Regions from separate parts of the Homo sapiens genome. Here region 1 is linked to region 2. Evidence: chromatin contacts called from ENCODE Hi-C or POLR2A ChIA-PET data. All regions are on one chromosome and are shown on one strand. Each heading gives the region's core, a stretch centred on a gene start or an enhancer-like site at or near the end of the contact. The rest is flanking DNA. Distances are from core to core; before and after follow the strand shown.

Region 1 (3,407 bases), core at 628-3,127, 2.2 Mb before region 2:
ATAATATCACCTAATAACAGGTTATAAATTAATATGATGAATTTCATAGTCCCAGGGATTATGCAGGGTTTTGTGGGGCTGGGAGGGTGTTTTGTGGGTCATTTTAGAATTTTTCGTACTTCAACTACCAAGGGAAACCAAAAGGGTGAAATTTAAGCTAAACAAATGATAGGCTCTTGAGTCTGAAAAAACTGTAAAGTCACCTAGTTTAGGCGTGACAGCCACAAACATCTCATTTCAGATGTACTCTTAATCTTTCTTGAGAATGACAGTCTATACTCATCCTCCATTTTAAGCCTATTGTTTATAAATTCTAAACTAAGGTCATGGCGCTTTTATTTCAAATTGTAATGAGTCCATGCTGGCTCCTTATTTATGAAGCAAGTGAATACAAAGCATTGAATTATTCTAACAGCCTTATGGAGTTTATATAAAACTTTTTTTTTTTTGAGACGGAGTTTTGCTGTTGTTGCTCAGGCTGGAGTGCAATGGCGCAATCTCGGCCCACTGCAACCTCCACCTCCCTGGTTCAAGGGAGTCTCCTGCTTCAGCCTCCCGAGCAGCTGGAATTACAGGCGTGCACCACCACGCCCGGCTAATTTTGTATTTTTAGTAGAGACGGGGTTTCTCCATGTTGGTCAGGCTGGTCTTGAACTCCCGACCTCAGGTGATCCGCCTGCCTTGGCCTCCCAGAGACACCGCATCTGGCTAAAACATTTTTCAGTGAATAAATGCAAGAGATGAAAATTATGAAATGGGAGGTGGAGGAGGAATAAAATCAGCATATTAGAGATATTATTAAACCACAACTTGCTTCTTAGAGTTTGAGGGAAGCCTGACTTAATTCTTTTTTTTGACTATATATATTTAAAAATGAAAAATGCCAAGATGGTATTCCAAAAATTGAGGTATATTTTTAATGCTAGGTTTAGCAAATCAATGCTTTTAACAAATACTGTACAGTGACTCTATGTTTACCTCATGTGGAGGTAGCATTGAAAGTCTACATTTGAAGCCTTTACAAATGGCCTTCCTTACCTCTTCTATATATCCTGGATTTCAATCTGAAGATATCTGTAAAAATCACAATGTTTATATATATCTACCTTGCAAAATCTGCCTTTGCACAAGAAAAACAAGTATATTTTAAAAATTTATGGCAGTATTGTTTTTAATAATGAGATATAGAAAAAGGTAAAAAAGCTGATAGTTGTCAGTTTGATTACATAGATTATGTTATAACCATACAATCCAATACTGGCGAACGTGGATTAAAAAGTATGATAGGTCTACATAACTGCCATGAAAAAAGTCCATAATATGTTTTTAAATGAAAAAAGCAAATTGCAGGGAACTTAAAACAACAACAACAACAAAAAACCCTGAGAAAAGTGATTTATCACTTCAGTTTGTAAACAAGGGCCTTGCCTTATCACCTTTGTAACATTTGTAAAATGCCTACCTCTAGCTGAATCCATATGATCTTTGTTACCACGGAACAAATACTATTTTATTATAATTATGTAGAAAAAAAGAAAAACGTCTTCCACGGCAGCCGAAATAGCTCAGTTGGGAGAGCGTTAGACTGAAGATCTAAAGGTCCCTGGTTCAATCCCGGGTTTCGGCAGCGCTTCCGTTTTAGGCGTTAGTCATCACTACATGTGATTTCTGCAGTTAACAGGGTCTTTCTGCAGTTAACAGGGTCAACACCCTGTGGGTTCTCACGCGGGCTGGGGCAGTTAAGGGAAACCTTATCGTCATTTTCCCCTGGGAGGGAGGATACTGGGGACATATGTCTTACCTTTTAAACTGCCCAGTACGAAGTTACGCCTCTGCCCTCACTTGGGACCTGGTTTGAGACAAGCTCTTCCGGAGCACTGCGCATAGCTCACTTTCTTGAGCAACCCTGTGTCCCCGCACCCCGCTCCTCTTCTTTCGGGTTCTAGGCAGCCGTGGGCGCTGCGACCCTTCTCTCACTGTCAGAGGGGCGGGAGCTCTCGGCCTGCGCCGCCTCCGCTGCCTGCTTGGTCGCGGGCTTGCCGGGAATGGTGACAGCCCGGGCCCCCTCTTGGCCAAAGAAGTCCTCGAAAGCGTTCGGCGCACGGGCTTTGTCCAGCTTTTTAAACCGTAACAAGGACCGGGGCCGGGCGCGGTGGCTCACGCCTGTAATCCCAGCATTTTGGGAAGTCGAGGCGGACGGATTACTTGAGGTCATGAGTTCGAGACCAGCCTGGCCAACACGGTGAAACTCTGTCTTTAAAAAAGAAAACAAAAACAATAACAAGGACCCTAGAACAGCTCTTAGGTGGGGCGGGAGACAGAGATCGGAAGCCCTTTCTAGTTTAAATCTACACTAGGGTTAGAAGACCAAATACAGGACGTCCAATTAATTTCCTTTTTTTTCTTTTTCCTTTTCTTTTCTTTTTTCTTTTTTTAAGATGGAGTCTTGCTCCCATGCTGGAGTGCAGTGGCGTGATCTCGGCTGACTGTAACCTCCGCCTCCCGGGTTCAAGTGATTCTCCTGCCTCAGCCTCCGGAGTAGCTGGGATTACAGGTGCCCGGCTAATTTTTGTATTTTTAGTAGAGACAGGGTTTCACCATGTTGGCCAGGCTGGTCCCGAACTCCTGACCTCAGGTCATCCTCCTGCCTCAGCCTCCCAAAGTGTTGGGATTACAGGCACGAGCCACTGAACCCGGCCAAAATTTGAATTTCAGAGAAACAACAAATACTTTTTAGTATAAACATGTCCCAAATATTGCATGGAATATACAAAGTACATATTTGTTGTTTCTGTGAAATTGGATTTAACTGGACACCCTGTATTTTTATTTTCCAAATTGCAAGTCACTTGTACATCATATCCTTGCACCCCTCTGAACCCTATGCACCACCTTCCCCACCCCAGCAAAGATATCCAGACGCTGTATGCAGGAAGAACTGAATTTCAGAGGACACCGTTTGATCTTCAACACCTGGCAGTTTACAAAACAGGTTTGTATCCATTGGCTAATTTGTTATCAGCACCAACAGAGAAGCTCCTGGCAGAGATCACTAGGAAACACCCCGGGAATCGGCCATCCACCAGTTTCTAGGCTTCCAGAGTTGTCCATGCTTGTCTGGCATGGGGGCGGAGGTCAGTGGAACTCGGAGGATATGGATTGAATTTCAGTAGAAAGCCTCATTAAGATGATGAACCACAGCCGGGCATAGTGGCTCACGCCTGTAATCCCAGCACTTTGGGAGGCTGAGGCGGGCGGATCACCTGAGGTTGGGAGTTCAAGACCAGCCTGACCAAAATGGAGAAATCCCGTCTCTACTAAAAATACAAAATTAACCGTGCGTGGTGGCGCACGCCTGTCATCCCAGCTACTCGGGAGGCTGAGGCAGGAGAATCGCTTGAACCCAG
Region 2 (3,517 bases), core at 719-3,218:
CCCAGCTCCTCTTCCCTCTTGCCAATACAGGGACAAGTCAAAGAAGAAGAAGAAAGTAAAGGTAAAGATGGAAAAGAAATCCACGCCCTCTAGGGGCTCATCATCCAAGTCGTCCTCAAGGCAGCTAAGCGAGAGCTTCAAGAGCAAAGAGTTTGTGTCTAGTGATGAGAGCTCTTCGGGAGAGAACAAGAGCAAAAAGAAGAGGAGGAGGAGCGAGGTGCGGCAGGAATGTGGGGCCTGTGGGCTGGGCAGGGTGAGGGGCATGTGTGTCTGTGTGGGGTTGGTCTGTAAGAGTAATGAGTTGGAGTGGATGGTGGAATTCTGAGGTTCTGAAGGGGGGTGCTGTAGTTGGGGGCGGTAGGGAATTGCGGGCCCTTCACTGAAGAGTGGGTGGGGCACCCAGGACTCCAGCTTTTCCCTTAAGACACCTTTGGTTTTCAGGACTCTGAAGAAGAAGAACTAGCCAGTACTCCCCCCAGCTCAGAGGACTCAGCGTCAGGATCCGATGAGTAGAAACGGAGGAAGGTTCTCTTTGCGCTTGCCTTCTCACACCCCCCGACTCCCCACCCATATTTTGGTACCAGTTTCTCCTCATGAAATGCAGTCCCTGGATTCTGTGCCATCTGAACATGCTCTCCTGTTGGTGTGTATGTCACTAGGGCAGTGGGGAGACGTCTTAACTCTGCTGCTTCCCAAGGATGGCTGTTTATAATTTGGGGAGAGATAGGGTGGGAGGCAGGGCAATGCAGGATCCAAATCCTCATCTTACTTTCCCGACCTTAAGGATGTAGCTGCTGCTTGTCCTGTTCAAGTTGCTGGAGCAGGGGTCATGTGAGGCCAGGCCTGTAGCTCCTACCTGGGGCCTATTTCTACTTTCATTTTGTATTTCTGGTCTGTGAAAATGATTTAATAAAGGGAACTGACTTTGGAAACCATGTCCTCATGCTTTCTTTGTAGCCTTGGTGTGTTGCTCCCACTTTTATTGGTGGTGTTTACTGCTCTGGTCAGACTGGGCAGGGCCTTCCTGGCCAGCCGGGAAGCAAGTCTCGAGGTACATCCTGTTCTGTTCCCGGCTGGACGAGCATTGGTTTTCACCCGCCTCTGCCCGGATGGGCCACCTGAGAGTCTAGAAATGAGAGCTGATCTGATTAGGAAGTTTCTCCCAGTTACACTCCATTAGCCAACCAAGCTAGGGGGAGGCAGCTCTTGGCTGCATCCTTACCTATGAGTCAAGGGTCTTCCAAGGCTTTCGATAATGAAATCAGGATTGACTGTCCTTCCCGCAGCCGGGGGAGTGGAAACCTGAGCCTGGAGAGTCGGGGAGGATGAGCGTGTGCGTAGAGTGGTGGTGGTTGCAGCCTGGTGGTGGTGCAACAAAGTACGGAGTTATATGTGAAGCTTTTGTTCTTACGGGAAGAAGGGGGTATACAAACTTCAGTGTAGGGAGGAACCCATGTCTGAGAAGGGGCCTAAAAGGAGATAAAGGTCACTAATGAGGAATGCAGAGCTGCCAGACTTCTTCACGGTGGCTCTAAATCTGAATTGACACAGGAGGGTGGCCACGTTGCGCGCGTTCTCAGCACTCAGGTGGTTGTATCAGGAAGCCGCTTCAGTCAGCCGGCGGCTACCTTCTTGCCGGCGTAGCTCGATGATACTGTGCTCTGTGCAGGCGGCGGAGCCCGGGAGGGGCCGCCAAGGCAGTTTCTCTAGGCAGTCGTCTCGGTGGCCATTTTACCCGAGCGCTCCCGGCTGAATTGCGTCAGTTTCGCCCCGGTCTGAGACTGGGGCGGGCCCCTCATCTGCAAGCCTCATGAATAATTGAGTGCTGGGCCGCGCCTGTTTGCCGACGGTGGGACGAATTCTGCACGGGCTTCCCACTCCCGGGTTCCAACCGGCTCATGCATATTCATGAAGCGCCCTGGGGGCGTGGACCTGGGCGGAGTTGGGGCGGGGCCCCGCCGGGGCTCGCAGTGGCTTCGTCCCGCGGTGACGGCGGCGGCGGCGGCGGTAGCAGCGGCGGCGGCGGCGGGGACTGGCATCGGGGCCCCGAGCCGAGCGGAGCCGGACCCCGGGCGAGCGCGTGAGTGCGCGGGGGCGGTCGGGCGAAGGAGGGGGCGGGGTCCGGGATGGGGCGGGGGAGGGGCATGGAAGGAGTGGGTGCTTTCCAGCCGACACCTCGGGTTGAGGTGGTGGTGGTCGGGGGGTCACCAGGAAAGTTTGCAGGGGCCGAGGGCGCTGGGGACGCTGGAGGCCCGGGGGAAGGTGGCGCGTGTGCGCGGAGGCGGAGGGCGCATGGCTTGGAGCTCGTGCTGGCAGAGCCAGAAGAAAGGGGGGAGGGGGCGAGGGCTTGGGGCGGGGCCGGGGGCGGGCAGAGCCGCTGGAGGGACCCCTGCCTCCCCTTCCTCCGGGCCGCGCTAGCCCCCTCCCCCGGCTCCTTCGGCACGCCCCCAGCCACCCCAGTCCGCCCCCACCTGATCGACGTCTGCAGCCCACCGTCTGTTCGCCGGCTGCTTCACAGCCCGCTCACAGGTCCTCCGCTTCTGCCGCCACCGCAGCCCCCTCCTCCTCCTCCTCTTCGGCTGCCGCCGTCCCTTCTGTGTCCAGAGCTCCCCACTGGGCCCCTCCAGACAGCCCATTGCCCGGGGCTGTTCCATCTTCCCGTTGGCCCTCCCTCTTTCCAGCAGTTTACGTGCTGTCCCTGCCGACCTCTCTAGCCTCGGATCCGGCTGGAGATCCTGGGGTCCATAGGGGCGACCCCGCCTGCGCCGAGTCCCCTCCGGGGCTGGAGCTGCCCAGCCCTTCTGGAGGCCTTATCTGCCAGGGGTCAGCTCGTTTCTACCCTGCTACCCTCTACCCCCTGGTCTCTTGAGGGTGGGGAGTGCTCAGAACCGCTGCGAATCGCAGCTTCTGGCCACAGCCTTGGTGGCCTTGGTCACCTGGGGCCCCTGGCTGGGGTCTCTGAGTTGCTGTGGCCACCTCCGCACCTGGGGACTCTGAGCCCGCCTTCATTGCTGCAGCCCCTCATACCGCAGAGGGGCCCATCAGAACCCCAGGTGAAAGGATTTTTTTGGTTCTGAGCCAATTAATTTCCATCTCCAACCACCCACACTATGTTCCTAGTAATAATGTTCAAGGACAAGGAAACAATCTTGTGTTTTAATTTTATTTTTTCTATCATGTGCCCCTCCCCCCACCACACTTGGCCTGGCTCTGCACAGTTATTCACCCACCCACAGTGGGCAGTCTTCCGTGGTGGTTAACTGACCAATGGGTTGACAGTACTGGGTTTCTCTACTGTCTTCATACCCTCTCCCATCTTTGAAACACCTGGGGCAGGGTCAGCGTTAGGGGAGGGGTGTTGGATTTTGCAGAGGATGAGCACTGGGGGTCCCTTTTAAGGATTTGGTGCTGTCTTCCCAGACCAGCTGGAGTGGGTGACTTTAAGTGAGGCAATGCCCCTTGCAGGTTGGAGAAGTTTGGGTTGTCCTCAGGGCTCTGCATACCAGGTGAGGGAAAC

Evidence for each region. A loop is a pair of places that touch in the nucleus more often than their neighbours do. ChIA-PET counts read pairs that join two places held with the same protein, here RNA polymerase II (POLR2A). Pooled maps may share reads with other maps.
Region 1: a map of aorta shows a loop between it and region 2 (6-fold over the local background). The contact joins the promoter of LINC02739 here to the promoter of TNKS1BP1 in region 2. A Hi-C loop is called at or near these places in 10 of 168 maps with a recorded cell type or tissue (CD8-positive, alpha-beta T cell, HepG2, OCI-LY7 and 7 more) and 22 of 50 pooled maps. POLR2A ChIA-PET finds 5 or more read pairs at or near these places in 4 of 52 experiments (AG04450, BJ, WTC11 and 1 more).

What each region holds. Positions count from the first base shown.
Region 1 is chr11:59,564,600-59,568,006 of GRCh38, reverse strand. It overlaps LINC02739 (long intergenic non-protein coding RNA 2739), which reads left to right and starts at 1,877. Exons shown (of 5, transcript NR_187292.1): 1 at 1,877-2,992. It overlaps TRF-GAA2-1 (tRNA-Phe (anticodon GAA) 2-1), which reads left to right and starts at 1,555; the gene lies at 1,555-1,627. RefSeq lists enhancers at 1,582-2,081, 2,057-2,236, 2,082-2,583.
Region 2 is chr11:57,323,403-57,326,919 of GRCh38, reverse strand. TNKS1BP1 (tankyrase 1 binding protein 1) reads left to right here and starts at 1,968. Exons shown (of 12, transcript NM_033396.3): 1 at 1,968-2,080. It overlaps SSRP1 (structure specific recognition protein 1), which reads left to right. Exons shown (of 17, transcript NM_003146.3): 16 at 31-217; 17 at 442-932. The coding sequence ends at 513. RefSeq lists enhancers at 802-1,675, 1,705-1,754 and a silencer at 1,885-2,164.